2 separate regions of the Homo sapiens genome follow, and region 1 is linked to region 2. Evidence: read pairs that join two places in POLR2A ChIA-PET (ENCODE). Cell type or tissue: PC-9. All regions are shown on one strand. Each heading gives the region's core, and the rest is flanking DNA. Links, peaks and the distances in the headings are about the cores only.

Region 1 (9,263 bases), core at 4,583-8,582, 82 kb after region 2:
AGTTGGTAGTAGTCTCCCTGGCACAGCCAGCCTCCTGGCACATGGCAGCCACGTGCTCCCTTTTCTTTGAAGAGCATGGTTGGCTGGAATTTGGTTTGGCTGTTGGGGGCGACAACACTGGGTTTCTGGTGATAGAATAGGCTGGGTGGCCTGAACCGGTCTTCTAACTTGCTGGATGGCCTGGACAAGAGGTAAATGACATTAAAAATACCTTCTGACAAGCCTAGAATGGAATACACTGAAGCAGGTGGTGAAAGGAGTGACCCAAGAGGATAAGGACAACCCCGGGGGCCTTTGGCAAAATAGGCAAACTCTTAAGTTCTGATAGCATCTCCAGGCGCAGGGGGCAGAGATTAATGCTGGCAGCATGATAGGACACAGGCTCCCTGAGTTGGAACCACAAGGGGCCATGACACCTTCATGGAGAAGGGGAGTCAGAGGTAAGCCCATTCTCACCCTACAGGCAGGGTAGGGAGGGGCACATTCTGAGAAGTGGATATCACAAGTTGTCCCTCATGTGGATCCCATGACTTGAGTAGTGGGAAACTCCAAGCTGATTTGAAGATTCTTTATTTGAGAGTGGACCTGCACACCTAGTGTTCCTGGGTCAGTCCAGGGGCGAGCAGATCATTGAAGGACTGCACCTTTATCCTAGGCTCACCAAATCCCCAGTTGTAATTATCAAACGAAAGAGAATAGTCCATAGTTAGGAACAACTAAATGCAAAGGATGAAATAGCACTGAATGAGGACCAGCAGGAAGAGATCTCAGAAAACATAAGATAATGGACTTGTTGACATAGATTTTAAAGGCCTTACTCAAACTAAATAGGCAAGATTGAAAATACCTATGAGGAAGAGGAAACTATACAATGACCTAGCAAATTTGAAAAAGGAACCAGGAACAACTTGTAGACATGAAAAGTTCATGTCTTTATAATAAAAATCTAACAGATGGATTTACTAGCAGATTACATAAAACTGAAGAGAGTGAATGACCTGGAAAGTAGAGAAGAAGAAATATAATTTAGAGAACCACATAGATGAATAATTTGTAAGACCAATTAAGATTCAGGAAGAGTAGATGCAGAAGTGTGTCTAATTGGGGTTCCAGGAGAGGAGCGAGGACAGAGCCAGTACTTGAAAAGCTAATGACTGAGAATTTTGCGGAATGCGTAAGACACCCAACCAAAACCCAAGCCGGGTAAATAAAAATAAATCCACATATAGACATTTAGTGATACAGCAACTCAAGGGAAAAATTCAACAGTGAGAGTGAAAAGATTGTTTTAAGACAAAAACCCAAGATAGCTACTGACAGATCTTTGCTAAAGGAACTTCTCAAGGATATTCTTGGAAGGAAGGTGATGGCAAGTGGAAAAAGACATAACAAGCAATGATGAGTAAAGAAAGTGGTAAATATTTGGACAGTTCTAAATACATGTAAAAGAATAATGTTGGAGAGGCTGGAACAAGGATAAGATTAAATACATGAAAACAGTAACATCTAAGTTGGAAGGGATAATAGAATTAATTTGGGGGGGTAAAGATTTGTTTAACTTTGAATTTTGTGAGTGCTGTGTGTTACTGTTTTTTTTTTTTTAAAGGTAATTGCTAAAAAGTAGAAACAATGAAAAAAAAAAAAGAATCCTACACTACTCATTTTGATGCCAGCCAACCTTGTTACAAAACTTGACAAGAATGGTAGGAGGAAAGAAAACCATCAGTCAGATCTCATACCTGAAAAGATAAACAAAGTCCAGCAGTATGTATGACTAAATCGTTTTATCCTAGGAATTCAAACTTGGTTTAACGTTTAAAAATAAGTTTATATTCACCTTCCACACCTACGGGTTATAGGAGTAGAATAGTATGATTATCTTAATAGATACAGATAAAGTATTTGATAAAATTCAACATCTATTTATGTAAACTAGGAATAAGAAAGCAACCTCTTTATCCTGATAAAGGATGTCTGCAAAAAGGCTTTAGTAAATCTCACACTAAAGAGAGACACCTAAATCTTTCCCTTTGATATGAGAAAAACAGAATACTTGCTGTCATTCCTTCTCTTTAGCACTGTGTTGAAGGTCCTGCCCTGTGCAAAAATTCAAGAAGAATTAAGCAGACGATAGGAAATTGGGAAGAAAGAAACAAAACTGTGATTCATATGCTTATATATGTAGAATTTTTTTCTTTTTAATCGACAGATGTGTTACTAGAATTAGGCAAGTTGCTGTGGGGGAAAAATCACCCTGCTGGAATCAGTTACGTTTCCGTATACCAGCAACAAGCAGAAAACGAAACTTCAGAGCTACCATTTGTAAGAGTGTGAAAACTATGAAAAACTAAGAAGTAACTCTGAAAACGTGTAAGACTCCATGGTGTGTATTATTTCCCATCTGGAAACTTGGGTTGTTCTGTTTAGATTTGATCCTTATAATGGTATACATTAGCACATACGATGCTGATATGATATTGAGTAGACGATTGATTCATCACTTACCATATTTGATGTGGTGAGGTTTGATTTGATACAGTATAGATGACACTGACCCCTGCTTTTGGGAGACAAATGTTTACGGCAGTAAGAACTCCCTTGTGGGCTAGCACATCTTAACTGTTCATGTCCATTTTGAGACATCAGTTCTTGATTCCTACCGCATAGGCATGCTGTCTTCCTCAATAAGGTGAAGCCCGTAGGCTTCTTGGAAGTTCGCAGAAGATTTAGGTCTGTTTAAGTACCTACTTTCCAAAGACTGTTATTTGGAAAGACACCAGAAATTGTCAATTCTTTATTTTTTACCCCCCTCAGGCATAGAAATTGAATCTGAAATGGCTGATGAATAAGCAAAGGCTTATAATAGAGTACATTTCTATTTTTAGTGTTTCAACTCTTCTTTAAAATGAGTAACATTGTTTCTTTAAAATAGGGAGTCCATTATATGTATCCTCTTAGAAATGAAATAAATTTTTTCGGACTCTTTGTTACTGCATTTTCTCTTAGTTTCTTTGGGTTAAAAAAAAAATCAGAGATTGCACTTAAAATTTTAGGTCAACTGATCTGAAACCCACTTCTCCAACACTTAGAAATGTTACATAGTTAGTAAGCAGTCTTTAAAATGCATAGTAGTGCATTCACAAGGTAGGGAAAGAGATGACCAGAGTTCATAAGCCAAGGTTGCAGCGAGTGACTGGGACCTGCAGTGAGCTGACCCTGGGACAGGGGTAGGGGTGCGGTATTATCGGTCAAAGTCATCTGAGTCTTTGGCTTTAATGTCCAGGGGGAATGGGATTTTGTCTGAGACTGGGAATGGGAACTGAGCCTTCTCTCACATCCACCTGTAAGACTTGAACCCTTGAAGGGCTGTACCCTCCATGGGAGGACAGACTAGAAAGAACACCTGCCCAGTAGTCGCAAGGGGAGATGACAGGTAAGAATTTATCTGTTTTGTCCTGGGCAAGGGAGACACAGTCTCCTGATAATTTGTAAGAGGAGACCATGCCTCTTGTAAAAGTTAGTCCCTGGCTGGTCTTCCCTGAGGCCCTAGTTGAAGCAAAGATAAAACAGCTCATTAGAGGCAGGCCCACAACTCAGCCCATTAAGGTTTACCAGTGATAAAGCCCCACAAAGATATAATATCAAATCACTGTTAGAGGTAGAAAAGAAGACAATGAAAAATAGAAAAGCCAGTCAGACTTAAAAAACAAATCGAATAACGAAGGACTGATTATAGAGCTGGTGAGATTCAGCTGAAGACTGGAGTGTAGGTCTAACGAGTTATCCAAATGGTAGCACAAAGAGATTGAGGTCTAATTAGGAGCTCTACCAGGAAGGAATAGGGAGCAGGCCATTTTCGAAGAACTGTGTGGCCAAGGATTTTCCAGAATTGAAGAATAACATAACTCCTCACACTCAGCACAGTGAGTCTGAATAAGTTAAATATACACTTACAAACATTTTGCTGAATCCTTAGAACCCCAGAAATGGATCTTAAAAGTAATGAGAGATTAAAAAGATATTATAAAGGAATAACAAATAGACTGACAGTGTGTTTCTAAACATCTCATCAAGAAAATGCCGGAAGACAAGTGAAATAACATCTTCAACATGGTGAGAGAAAACTGTCAGCATGGAATTCTGTCCTCAGTTAATCCATGAAGGTGAAGTAAATTTTCTCAGGGCTTTAAGGACTGAGAAAGTTTATGAAGAAGAGATCCTTGCTGAAAGAACTACTCAAGGATGTACTTTGGCAAGACCCTAAAAAAAGGAATGAGATGCAAGTAGCAGTGATGAGCAGATGGCCAGCATTTGGGTAAACAAGCAAGTGTCAGCTATCCGGAACCAAACAACACTGACTAGTCCAGATGTGTGTGTGATGGGGGCTCATGTCATGGGGAAGGGCAGCAGACCTAAGACCTTGTAGGTGGTTTGACCACTGGGGAGGCAGCTGGAGACATTCATGAAATTCAGTCACGTATGGATGTTAGGAAGATGTGTTAGCATCACAGCTTGTAGGATGAAGCCGTAGCAGTACTTAGGGGGAAATTTATTGCCTTAAATATTTGCTGCAAGAAAAGAGAAAGGACTGAAAGTTGATAAATGGCCGTGTCAGAAAGTTAGAAAAGACAGAATAAACCAGTGGAAGATGGAGGAAGGAATAATGAATATTAATTTTATAGATTGGATCAGAAAGCCAGCAGCTGGTCCTAGAATCATCATTGAAATTGATGTTGTTAAATTGTATCGAAATTGTTAAAAATCAGCACTCTAGCCAGCCTTCCCCCTTTAAGAAAAGATCTCAGAACACTAATCCTGATGGTTTTATGGGCAAGTTCTTCCAGATCTACAAAGAACAGAAAACCCTACCTGTACACAAACTATGCCAAAGAATAGGGGAAAAGGAATGATTTTTAGCTTATTCTATGAGACTCAAGAGACCCTAATACCAAGATCAGAAAACAGTCTGAGAATCACCTCTGATTTTTCTCATTTTAAAATACACATAGAAATCTCACATAAAAATGTTAACAAACCAAATCTAGTGATGTGTTAGAAAAGAATCTCCATCAAGAAACATTTATACCATAGAAACTTTCTGTGAACTGGCATTATTAGACTGTGCATTACTGTAATTCCACATACTTCAGATTAAAGGAGAAAATGTCAACTGCAATTGGTAAAATCTAATACTCAATTATATTAAAAAGATAACTAGGAATATAAGACATGCTACTTAACCTGAGGAAAGATTTCTGCCAGAAACCTGCAGTTGGTACGACACTGGTAGTAAAACATTAGAAGTAGTAACTTGCGAATGCTACAAGGCAGCTTATTGCACAGACTCTGCTCAGCACTGCATCAGAGTTCTCAGCCAGCTCTGTTAAGCCAAGAAAAAGAAATGAGATCATATGGTTTGGAAAGCAAGAAACAATACTGTCTTTTTTTCCACAGCTTACTTTTTATTAAAAAAAATCAGAAAGAATCTACAAACTCCTAGATTTGACAAGAACATAGATGATAGCTGGGTAAATTATACATATGCAGAAATGAATTACTTTGCTGGTTGTCTGTAGCTGAGGAGTAGAAGAAGTAGTTTACAAAAGGTATTCTAACCATCAACAAAACAACGTGTAAGACTTTTATGGAGAAAATCATTAAAATCTTATAGAAGTATGGAAGAAAACTTTTTTTTTTTTTTTAAGAGACAGGGTCTTGCTATGATGCTCAGGCTGGTGTTCAACTCCAAGACTCAAGTGAACTCCTGCCTCAGCCCCCCAAGTAGCTTGGACTACAGACACGAACCACTGTGCCTGGCTTCGAAGAAAACATTTAAATCAGTGTAGTGCTCTAGCATACCATATTCATTGACAGATAGCTTCTATAGTTAGAAATATCAATCCTTCCTACGTTCATGTATAAACTCAGTGTGATTCAAATGCAAATTCCAGTAGAAATTTTGTAGGGGATGCTTAAGCTGAAAATGTGGCATTGATGCAGGGCATAAATATAACAGTGGAACAAAGTGTAGAATCTAGAAACAGATCCACTGAATGGCACAGAAATGGCCATCTGAGTCTGTGGGGGAAGGAAAAGACCAGTCAGGAAATGGTGCTGGGTAATTAAACTGATGGGGAAAGTTTTATCACTGTTTCCTGTCACATACCAAAGTAAATTCCTGGTAATTGAAAACCTGACTTTGAAATGCATTACCAAAGTCTTTTGAAGAAAATAACTTATAAACAGTAAAATGACTTCTGTCACAATGGTTATCTCCAGGAAGCGACCCTGGGTGGCTGGCTTCAGGGGTATAAAGGAGATTTTTCACTCATATGGTAGACATGTCACACTACAATTTTGTGTGACAGCATAAATTTTTAAAACCTAAAAGCATAGGAGTATGGCTAATAATTTGTGGTTCAACTATGTAATATAGGAGTGAAAATAAATAAACCCCAGCCTGGCCAATATGGTGAAACCCCGTCTCTACTAAAAACTACAAAAATTAGCTGGGCGTGGTGACACACGCCTGTAATCCCAGCTACTCGGGAGCCTGAGGCACAAGAATGGCTTGAACCTGAGAGGCAGAGGTTGCAGTGAGCCAGGATCATGCCACTGAGCTCCAGCCTGGGCAACAGAGAGAGACTTTGTCTCAAAAAAACAAAAAGAATAAACCAAAGCTATGTGTATCTATATGAATATTCTCACAAAGTTTAGTCAAAAAATGTTACCAAATAGCACCCAGAACAATGTCACTTACACAGCAATTACCAACACACAAAGTAACGGCTGTATTTTGTTGGTAGAGATAGATACATGTAATAGAAGCAAAAGCAGGTGGAAGTGGTAAGTGGCCCATTCAGGGTGTTGTCCCCCTCTAGAAGGGAGATGACATATATATACATATACACATGTGTGTGTGTCCCCCCCCCACATATATATGTATACACAGGCACATACATATATATATAAATAAATATCTAAAGTGCATATGGCAAAATGTTAGGGTTTGGTAAACCTGGGTGGTAGGCTAATGGATGTTCATATTTTTCTTTTTAGTCTTTTGTATGAGTCATTTCATAATATTTTAAAAATTAGGAGCTGTTGATTCTGATGTAGCCATGTCTGCTAGGGTCTCTGTTTTATTGTCATTCTGTTTTAGTTCTGTACCTTCCTAGCAGGTCACCTTATGCCCAGGAAATGGATCTGGGGGTTGGTTTTCTTTGTCCACCCCTACCCCACAGCTTCTCCAAGCTTCCACACACGGTCCCCCGTGGAGCTGCTGCTTAGTAATGAGACAGAGTCCTGGGAGCTGTTGAGGGTCTTTTCACAAAACCTACCAAAATCCCAGCTGCCAAATTGGACCCAACTGGCTTGGCCGGGCCATGTGAATTAGCAGATATCTTCTGTGTCTAAAGAGTTTGGGGCTTCCTCTTACTTTTGTTCCCCGAATCTTAAGAACAGAAGAAGAGCCATTCTCTCAAGATCTTAGAGGTGGGCCAGTGAGTTCAGTCTGTCCAGCCTCTGCGCAGCCTCCTACATCCTTCCCTCTTGGGGCCTTCATCTTTTTGTCTTACAGTCTGAGTATGTTAGCAATATCGTAGTCCCCCTTTATCTATGGTTTCACTCTTTGTGGTTTCAGTTACCAGCAGAAAGCTGTGGTCTGACAATATTAAATGGAAAATTTCAGAAAGAAACTCTTCCTGAGTTTTAAGTTGCATGCCATTCTGAGTAGCGTCTTGCCTGGGATGTGAACGATCCCGTGTGCAGTGGATTCACGCCGTCTGTGTTACCTGCCTGTGCGTCACTTGGTGGCCCTCTCAGCTTTCAGATCCACTGTCTGGTATCACAGTGCGTGTGTTTGAGTCACCCTTACTTTACTTAATCATGGCCCCAAAGTGCAAGAGTGGTGATGCTAGCATATGGTTATAATTGTTCTATTTTATTATTGTTAATCTCGTACTGTGGCTAATTTCTAAATTAAATTTCATCATAGGTATGTAGGTATAGGAAAAAAATAGTGTATATAGGATTCAGTATTACTGCAGTTTCAGACCCACTGGGGGTGTTGGGAAGTTTCCCAGAGGATAAGGGAGGACCACTGCAGGGAGTAAAAGTACGTATTTGACAGAAGTTTCTGGAATTGACAGAATATAGATCCCTGTGGTCAGACCCTACAAGGTATGGGTGGGCACACATCTGCCCTAACTCTGGTGCAGTGGAGGAAGCCCTAGAAGAGGTTTCTGTTGGGGGCCTCTTATCATGGTGTGGATTTCAGGAGCAAATCTCCCGGAATGCTGATTGTGAGAACCGAATTTGAGAGGCATCCCTGGCTTCATCATTTCTGTGAATCAGGGATCTCCCAGCATGATGTTTACGCCTCACTGAAGCTGACTCTGCAAAGCAGCAGAAAGGTTGTTTTTCATTTCGATTTCTTTGCTGTCCGTGGTGGTATTGCCTTAGCCTTAAATGTTTCAGTGTATTACTACTTAAGACTAGGGCTTTTCATTTTCTTGTGAAAGATTTCTTTTAAAAAATTCTAACTTGGGAATTAGTGGTGGGGATGTAATTTCTTTTTCTGCAAAAGTTGGGAAGACACATTTGTGCTGCTATAAAACATATATTTGTGTGCGTTGCAAAGGAAAAATATTCTCCCGAGTTTGTTTTTCTCGATTCTGGGTCCCAACAGAGAATATGTTTTTGTATTCTGTGTTTGCCTATGTTGAGTAAGATTAAAAGTTCATTTTCCAGCCTTGGCTTTTCTGCTGGAGTTTAGAAGTTGGAAACCACAAGGCTGCACAGAGCCCCACAGTCCTCGGCTGTGAACAGGCCCCGCTTTGTGCGTGGCTGTTCACTGTGTCACGGTCTGCAACCAGTGCCAATCGCGACTCGGTAAAGACCACCCCTCGAGCACATGGTTGTTGGGAAACGATTCGGGGTTTATGGAGCCTCAGTGAGGGTGACCCAGGCCCCTAATGTTCGTTTCTCTAGAGAAGGGGAGTGTTTTAGAGGATTTTTTATTTTTTTTTAAATAGAGATGGGGTCTCACTATGTTGCCTGGGTTGGCCTTGAACTCCAGAGCTCAAGCGATCCTCCCTCCTCAGCTTCCCAAGGTGCTAAGATCACAGGCTTGTACCACCATGCCTGGCCTTAGGATTTTTGAATGTAGTGATTATAATGTGGTGTCCATTTTGGCAGAGTTCTGAGAAATCTTGTAAGTACCCAGAGGAGTTTTGGTTGGTGGGTACCTGCCAAAAAGTGAG
Region 2 (9,263 bases), core at 3,323-7,322:
AATTGTCCTTTTTTTGTAAGTCTCTGAAAGCCCCTGGATGATTGGAATTTTTGAAGCAAGCTTACATGGTACAGGACTGATGTATTAGTAGTGATATCAGACCTTCTGCTCCCAGGTGAGTGGACCCATTGGGCACTTACTGGCATAGTGCTGCCCCGATTCCAGGTACTGGGGCTATCTTCACAGCCCCATTACAAACCCAACATTGTAAGTAAGTACCCCCATTTTTCTAAGAGATGGCTTAAGTATTTTTTTCTATGTCTTTTCTCATTCCCCTGGTTCCCCACTTCCTACTTAGCCGTTTAGAAATGCAAATATATCCTTTTTCCTCCCCTTCACCAGACTCCCTACAGGGCAAATTCATCTACATGCTCCAAGACAGAACTCTTGAGAGTTAACAGTCAATTTACAAACCAAAGCATGCCCCTTAAGAAACTCTCACCCTCCAGGAGGTTGCCTCAAAAGAGAACAGCCTGCCCATTAGGGCACCAGCAGTGACCAGCTCAACCACCTGGTACCACCACCAGCTCAACCACCTAGACACCAAGCTAACACTCGGACCCCTCACCTTGCCTGCTTCCTCCTCTGCCTTTAAAACAAATTTTTTTTTTTTTTTTTTTTTTGGCAGACAGGTTCTCACTCTGTCACCCAGGCTGGAGTGCCCTGGTGCGATCTCCACTTACTGCAATCTCCACCTCCTAGGCTCAAGCAATCTTGCAACCTCAACCTCGCAAATAGCTGGGACTACAAGTGCACACCACCGCACTCGGCTAATTTTTTGTATTTTTTGTAGAGATGGGGTTTCATGATGTTGCCCAGGCTGGTCTCAAACTCCTGAGCTCAAGCAATCCGCCTGCCTCAGCATTCCAAAGCTCTGGGATTACAGGTGTGAGCCACCATGCCCAGCCCCTCCCCTGCCTTTTAAAAGTGCCCACTTTCTGTTCCAAAAATGAAGTGATACATTCAAAGGCAAGGTGGACACCAGTGCTTCTTCCCGTAAGCTAGCTTTGAAAATAAATCAATTTCTTTATAGCGGACCTCGCTCTTATTCAATGGACTCTGCAGGCAGCAAGCGACTGTCCCACCAGCCTTTTAGTTACAATGCGGATGTCCCTTTCCGTCTTTTACAGCCACACGTTAAGATTTTTAACAATGAAGACCATATTTCTAAATGCAAATTAAAACTGAAAAATGTGGGTATGGTGGCACACACCTATAATCCCGGCTGCTCCGGAGGCTGAGGCGGAAGGATCACTTGAGCCCAGGAGTTTGAAGCTGCAGTGAGCCATGATTGCATCACTGAGCCTGGGGTCACAGAGCAAGACTCTGCCTCTAAAAAAATTAAAATTTAACTTTAAAAATCCTGAAAAATTTAATGCTACTACACCTCCCCCAGAATTGATAAGACTAAAAAGACTGACCCACCCAGTGTCGATAAGGATTTGGGGCAAGCAGACTTCCCGTACATGGCTGGCAGGAGTATAAATTGGTCCAACCATGTTGGGCATCTGTTTGGCAGTGTCCAATGAAATTAACATACATATGCTTTGTTACTCAGCAATCCCACTTTGAAGTACACCCAAGAGAAACGAGAGCATGTGTTTACCAAAAGACACGTACAAGAATATGCTTAGCAGCACTATCTGTCATAGCCAATGAGTAGTCTATTCATACAATGGAATACTATACAGCCACGAGAAAGAATGAATTATTACTGCACACAATATCATGGATGAATCACACCAACATAACATGGAAAGGAGCCAGACACAGAACTGCACATATTTTACACATCCATTTATATAAAGTTCATAAATAGACTAAACGCTCTCTGCTGCTAGATGTCAGCTGTGGGAAAGTGGACCCGTCTGAGACGGGGCCCGAGGGGCCTGCCAGTAATGTCCTGTTCTTTACCTGGGTGGTAGTTAAGTGGCTGTGGTCACTTCTGAAAATTCATCACACTGTTCGCCAATAATTTGTGCATCTTTCTGTGGGTATTACACTTCAACAGAGTTTTGTAAGAGACCATATTCCATAACTCAGTCACTCAAATGGATCTTCAGAAGACTTGTTGAGAATGGATCAAATGGGTCGTCACCATGTTGAGAATAGTATAGAGAACCACTTGGGGCTCTAGTGGCCATTCCAAAGGAGGAATTCCAGAATGTTCTGAGCCAGGAGTGGGTAACCTCAGTAGTGGCTGGGCCCCCAGGGGCCTGGGTGGACAACATCCTTATGGGGAGTGAGAGAGAAGCCCTTTGGTCTAAGGAGGGGCCTGCTTGCCTGTGGGTGACCCCGAGCAGCTCTGATTTTGCTTCCTTTGCTGAGGGCCCAACCCTGAGGCCATTAATTATGGGGCATTGTTTGTCCATTGACTTATGGACACTTTAAAAACATAACTGTATTAGGTTTGGGAATTTTGATCCTGTGCCTGCCCTGGAAGCCTAAGGAGACTGGCCGGAAGTGTTACACAATGGGGAGGTTCCCGAGAGGTCCCCGCGGCTTTGCCGGACTCAGCCAGCCAAGGGATTTCCCTGCTTCCCGTGGGTTCTTCCTCTCCCGCCCCATCGCTTGGGTCACATTGTGGCTGTTCAGGAAACTGCCTGCTTTCAGGAGCACCAGGGGGCTGCCGTCCTTGTTTGGGCATGAGAGTTTGATCCCTGGCAGGTCCTGGTGAGGTCACAGCACCTGAGTCTGTCCCATGGGCAGTCAGGGTCTGGAAGTTGGGTGGGCCACTGGGGGTCCCTGGAGGGCTCCACCCTGTGTGAGCCCTGGGAAGCTTTGCACGCCTCCCAGAAACAAACCTTTGCTCACCCCAGTCACGAGCGAATTTTTCTCTCAGGGTCAACCTCTTCCAGGTTTCACCACAAGGCAGAACAAACAACCCTTGAGGCAGTTGTCTTTCTAGTTTGCTCCAGAGCTGAGTCAAGAAGGAACAGCTGACGGGGACTTAGTAGAACACCAGAGCTCCCACTGATGGCCGGGGAAGAGGGTCGGATGGCTGGGCAGTAGAGGCCCCCAGCTCTCAGTGCTGGCCATTGGCTTGATTCAACACTTACTTATTGCATGCCTACTCATACTAGGCACAGGGCCAGGCCCTAGTGATTAATTTGAATGGGTTGACATAATAAAATAAGTACATTTTAAAATTATATTAGAAGATGATAAGGGCTACTGTGAAGAAAAAACATTTTATAAAGCTGGTAGAGGAGATAGGGGCGGTGTTTTTAATGAGAGGGCCTCCTGCGAAAGTGTAAGCAGAGTCTTAAAGGGTGAGTGAGCTGGGTGGAGGCTGGGGAAGGCTGCTCCAGGCACAGGAGGAGCCGTGCAGAGGCTGGGAGGCCTCTCTGCCAACAAGCGGCTCTGGTGTGTTTAAGGACCAACAAGGGGCCGGTATGGCCAGGGTGGAGAGGAGATGAGAGAAGGAATAGGTCCAGATTGTGCAGGGTCTTCCAGACCATCTTAAGAAATTTGGTTTTACTCTGAGATGGGGTAGGATGTCATCAGACTAACATGAAGCCAGTCCCCAGGTTGGTGACTAGAAAAACCAGCTGCAGTAAGAATCAAAAGTCTTAAAAATGTTTCTGCCTTCTTATTCAGTTAAATGCATTCTTAGGCATCTTCCTTAAAAGAAGAATGGAAAATATTGCAAAGATTTCTGTTTTAGAATTCACTCATTCATTTTTTAAAAAATACGTATATAGCTGCTCATAAAAGCTTTGATTGTAATGGTGAAAAAACTGAAAGCCAAAAAGTCAAAAAGAGAAGGCACAAATCAACACATTATTGGACACAAATTTGATGGATTGTTATACACATAGCCGTTAAAAACCATTTTTCAGGCTGGGTGAGGTGGCTCACGCCTGTAATCCCAGTACTTTGGGAGGCCAAGGTGGGCAGAACATCTGAGGTCAGGAGTTCGAGACCAGCCTGGCCAACATGGTGAAACCCCGTCTATACTAAAAATACAAAAATAAGCCTGGTGTGGTGGTGTGCGCCTGAAGTCCCAGCTACTCGGGAAGCTGGGGCAGGAGAATCACTTGAACCTGGGAGGCAGAAGTTGCAGTGAGCCGAGATAGGGCCACTGCACTCCAGCCTGGGCGACAGAGCGAGACTCCATCTTAAAAAAAAAAAAAAAAAAAAAAAAAACAGCCATTTTTCCAAAAAGATTTAATGATGAGGGAAAATGTTTAAAGCATACAAATGAAAGAAACAGGATAACTTATGTTTGATAAGATCATTTTTAAAATTTTAAAATTTTATTTATTTATTAAATTATTTTTTTGAGACGTCTCTCTGTCCCCCAGGCTGGAGTGCAGTGGCGTGATCTTGGCTCACTGCATCATCTGCCTCCTGGGTTCAAGCGATTCTTCTGCCTCAGCCTCCTAAGTAGCTCGAATTACAGGCATGCGCCACCATGCCCAGCTAAATTTTTTTGCATTTTTTAGTAGAGACAGGATTTCACCATGTTAGCCAGGCTGGTCTCGAACTCCTAGCTTCAGGTGATCTGCCCGCCTTGGCCTCCCAAGTGTTGAGATTACAGGCATGAGCCACTGCGCCCAGCCTCTCAATTTGCTTTTGAAAATATACAGCATACATGTGACATTGATTTGCCTTGAAAACATGATGCTAAGTGAAAGAAGCCAGTCACAAAAGACTACACAGCATGTGATTCTATTTACATGAAAGGTCCAGAACAGGCAAATCCATAGAAACACAAAGTCCATTTGTGATCGCCAGGGGCTGGGTTGGGCTGGGGGAGGGGAGCAACTGCTAGGGGGATACCTTTTTGGGGTGATGAAAATATTCTAAAATCAAATAGTGGCGAGAGTTGTATCAACTCTGTGAATATACTGAAAACCACCAAGTTGTACACTTTAAAAGAACAAATTTTATGGTATACAAATTTTATTGAAATAAAGCTATTATTTAAAAATGTACCTATAGGCAATTGAAAAAAGACTGGAAAGAAATCCGATAAAATATTAGATGATAGGGTTTATTTCCTAACTTATTCATTTTCTTCTATACATTCCCCTATATTTTCCAAAGTTTTCACAATGTAAATCCACGATTTATTCATCGTACCCACGCACATTGGTTAAGAAACTCAGTCATTGTAAATCTGTAAAAAGACAAAAAAGGGGCAAACATTGCCTATAACAGAGCCTTCTCGGGGACTTCCTGTGACTCTCACCCCCACTCCCAAGATAGGTTCACATGGTAGTGATTTGTGATGTTCACCCCAATTTTCCATTCTCTCCTCTCCCAGCAGACAGCACTACCTGGTCCCCTTGGGGCTGGGTGGGGCCATGTGACTGGTGCTGACCAGCCGTTTGTTAGTGAAAGTGACATGTCACTTCTGAGCCAGAGCATTTAATGGCTAGTGTGAGACACTTCTTTCTGCTGAAGTATCCTGCATACATTCAAGATGAGGTTGCTGTGTCAGCTCAGGTTGTGGAGACAGGACAACACAGAGCTGTCCCAGCAGACCTGAGATGGGCACGGAATGGGCATGAGATAGACAGCTTTGCTGTCCTAAGCCACTGAGCTCCTGGGGGTGGTTGTTGCTATCACAGCACAGCGTAGCCTGCACTGACTCATGCACACAGACGGTGAGGTCTGAGGAGCTGCCACCAATGTTAGTCATCTGCAGCTGCTGTCCAAAGTAAAATATATCAATAACTGCATGTTCCATTGCTGCACAGCACCTCACTTCCTTTGCTTTTTTTTGTTGTTGTTTTGTTTTGTTTTGAGATGGAGTCTTGCTCTGTCACCCAGGCTGGAGTGTGGTGGTGTGATCTTGGCTCACTGCAACCTCTTCCTCCTGGGTTCAAGCAATTCTCCTGCCTCAGCCTCCTGAATAGCTGGGATCACGGGCACGCCCCACCATGCCTGGCTAATTTTTGTCTTTTTGGTAGAGATGGGGTTTCACCATGTTGGCCAGGCTGGTCTCGAACTCCTGACCTTGTGATCTACCCACCTCAGCCTCTCAAAATGCTGGGATTACAGGTGTGAGCCACCGGACTCGGCCACCTCACCTCCTTTTCTATTTAAAATGCCTTCATGTCTACTTTTGAGCTTTCTTCAAAACAAAGCTAGGAGGTAAGAAAATCAGTTACTTTTCTCATTTAACAGTCCAAGAAACAGCAACTCAGACAAACTAAGTGTTTTGTCATTGGCCCCCCACCCACTTAATGGCATTATCCGGCCCTCTAACTCTCTGCCCAGTGCCCTGGCTACAGTGGCTTCTCAATCTGGTCCAAGAAGAATCAATCACCAGGCCAAGCACTAAAGCAGCATAGTTTGTGCAGTTAAAGATTATCCTTAAAATAAAACAGAGACTTTACTATCAAGGGGGCACCAGTGCACAGCTTTGAAGAATCTGCTAGAAACAGGCACAAAGAAATGAGTCAAGAAAGAAAGACAGCCACCCTGCATTTCGCCAAGGTGACCTTGGCCTTGGAAAAGTAACCAGAGAATTAAAATTGGAAGGTGTAAGGAGATCCAAAAATCTCCAAGACAGAGAAATGTAGGAGGCGCTGTCTTCGGCTTAGAAAGAGAGCTCCTGATGCGAGACAGCGACACAGAGGGAGAAGGATGGGTGTGAGCCCACAGAATGCTGTCCCAGGACCTCGTCCCCCTGCTCTCTACAGCTCTAATGCTTTGTGTTCCAAAATGGAAATGTCTGTCTTGCTTTTTTCTGATTTGTAAAAGTAATACTTAGTGCAAAAATTTAAATGCTGGACTACTGCATAGAGTGGAGCGTGAAAGGGCCTTTTAATCACATCCCTCAAGGATAACCACTGCTGGCAGTTCAGCATCTCTCTTTCCACAGTTTTTTCTATGCATGTATCATAGAATAGCCAGGATCTATGCTATGGATAATGGATCTCTATCTATCTATCCATCATCCAATCCATCTATATCTATCATCTATCTATCTATCTATCTATCTATCTATCTATCTATCTATCTAATCTATCATCTATCTACTTGGCTAATCTATATTGTTTATCCTATACTGTTATAGTATATATATATATGTCTATATTGTTATACCTTCTCTTTATAAAAATGTATCCACCTTTCCACTGTCCTAGACAACTAGCTCACACTTCATCTTTACTCCCCATTCTCATTCATAGCCTGCCATCTTGCTTCCTGTTGCACTGAGAAAACAGAAGCCACCAGAAGAGAAATTCCTTAAACTCCCACTACCACAACACCTTCTTCTCTGCATCAGGGCTGCCTGCTCTGCCTTCCCTCCTATGGCCCACTGTGGGTGTCCTCCTAGCCAAGGCCAGTCTTTCCTTCTGTTTGGATCCCAAACCTATTGTCTACTCAAGGACACGCTGCAGCAGCTCTTCCCTCTCTCTCCCGTATCCCCAAAGTTCCCCCCTCATTCCCCCTGCCCCCACCCCGGGATCTTTTGCAGAGCATCCAAAAACACTGTCCTTCATCGATTCTTAGTTCTCCCCTCATCTGACCCATCGGTAGCATTTGACACAGTTGCTCACTCCCTCCTCCTGGAAACACCTTCTTCGCACGGCATTTAGGAACCCCCGCTCCTCCTCGGTCATCTCTCTGCCTTCTAAACATTGGTATGTGCAGGGCTCAGGCCTTGACCTCTACTTTTTTCTTCCTACACTCACTCCAGGGGCCCTACCTTCAAAATAGATGCAGAATCTGATCACTTTCACCAGGACATCACTCTCATCCTGGCCTAACCCACCCTCACCTCTGCCCTGGGTTCATGCTGTAGCCTCCTAACTGGTCTCTCTTCTCATGCTTGCTCCTCCAGAGTGTTCTAAACACCATAGAGTGATACTTCAAAAATGTGTGTCTGACCTTGTGGCCCTCCAGTGGATTTCAGGCTCAGCTGGAGTAAAAGCCAATGTCTTGTCAATGACCCTCAAGGCCCCATGCAATCTGATCCCACCCATTTTCTCTTCAACTGGTTCACTCCCCTCCTTGGGCCCATCCCACCCCAGAGCCTTCGTGTGAGCTGCTCCCTTAGCCTGGTATGGTCTTCTCCCAGCTACCCCACTGCTCTCAGCCTCACTGCTTACTTGACTGTAATTAGTCCTTGCAGTGAGGCCTTCTGTGACTACTCTACTTAAAATCCCCACTCTCCTTAGCCTTCTTGACCTCTTTCTTTGCTTTATTTTCCTCATAGCACCCATCATGAAACTAACATAGTATCATGTTGAACCATATGAAATTGCCTATATTCAGCTATTTTCCTTTTTTTGGGGGGTGGAGTTTCAGTCTTGTTGCCCAGGCTAGAGTGCAATGGCGTGATCTCGGCTCACCACAACCTCCACCTCCCGGGTTCCAGCGATTCTCATGCCTCAGCCTCCCTACTAGCTGGGATTACAGGCATGCACCACCACACCCAGCTAATTTTGTATTTTTAGTAGAGATGGGGTTTCTCCATGTTGGTCAGTCTGGTCTTGAACCCCCAACCTCAGGTGATCCGCCTGCCTTGGCCTCCCAAAATGTTGGGATTACAGGCATGAGCCACGTCACCCGGCCCTATTCAGCTACTTTCAGCCAAAAAAGTGCCAATTTCATGATTCATATTAATACTTATTTTATTTAACCCTTCTTTTCTGCCTCATCCATAGAATGTCAGCTCCTAAGGAATGATGGTTTTTGTCTGTCCTGTTCTCTGTTGTACCTAGAACTGTGCCAGGCACATAGTAGGTGCTCAGTAAACATTTGTAGAGTGATTCTTTTTTAGTAAACTGCTTCCCCCTTAATGCATCATGGTCCTCTTTCCATGACCATTCCAATGAGTCTTTCTCATCCCTTGTGATGCCTGTCTGTCCTTGGTCAGTGCTCCCTTCGAGATCCCAAGAGCATCTCAGAATCACCAGATCCGCTCCCCACCACCAATGGGGGCTCTGCAGACAGCAGGCACAGCTTCAGTGCCAGACAGACTTAGAGTGAAATCACCAGCCAAATCATCATGGCTGTGTTAACCTCTTTGGTTAAGTTTCTCCGCTTTTGAGACAGAGAAAACACCCCTCATCTCAGTCCTGGGAGGCTTTGGGGGTGTTAGTAAAGTATTAGCACCCCCAAAGCCTCCTGGGGCTAAAGTGAATTAACCATGGTGCGGAATAAAACATTCACATTCATGTAGAACACCAAACATTCAAAACTTATGTATCTATTTCCAGACACACTTGCTAAAGGTTTATCTCCATGAGCCAGCTTTCTTTCCGAGGTTTCCAGGAATAAATCACCCAGGCCACCTA

What was found. ChIA-PET counts read pairs that join two places held together with the same protein. Peaks named below come from ENCODE experiments on the same cell type or tissue, not always from the same donor. Only the 100,000 strongest peaks of a DNase experiment are listed, where the experiment ranks them.
Region 1: POLR2A ChIA-PET joins it to region 2 with 6 read pairs; 6 of 35 experiments call an interaction of 5 or more read pairs at or near these places.

The regions. Positions count from the first base shown.
Region 1 is chr20:17,662,781-17,672,043 of GRCh38, reverse strand. The region is part of intron 2 of RRBP1 (ribosome binding protein 1); the gene reads left to right. Among named protein-coding and RNA genes, the nearest start is that of RRBP1, 15 kb to the left of the region's middle. In PC-9, for the core only: no CTCF peak of the experiment used is centred there; no DNase peak of the experiment used is centred there.
Region 2 is chr20:17,743,856-17,753,118 of GRCh38, reverse strand. No RefSeq gene overlaps it. Among named protein-coding and RNA genes, the nearest start is that of BANF2, 49 kb to the right of the region's middle. RefSeq lists enhancers at 1-695, 2,021-2,573. In PC-9, for the core only: no CTCF peak of the experiment used is centred there; a DNase peak (open chromatin) is centred at 5,618.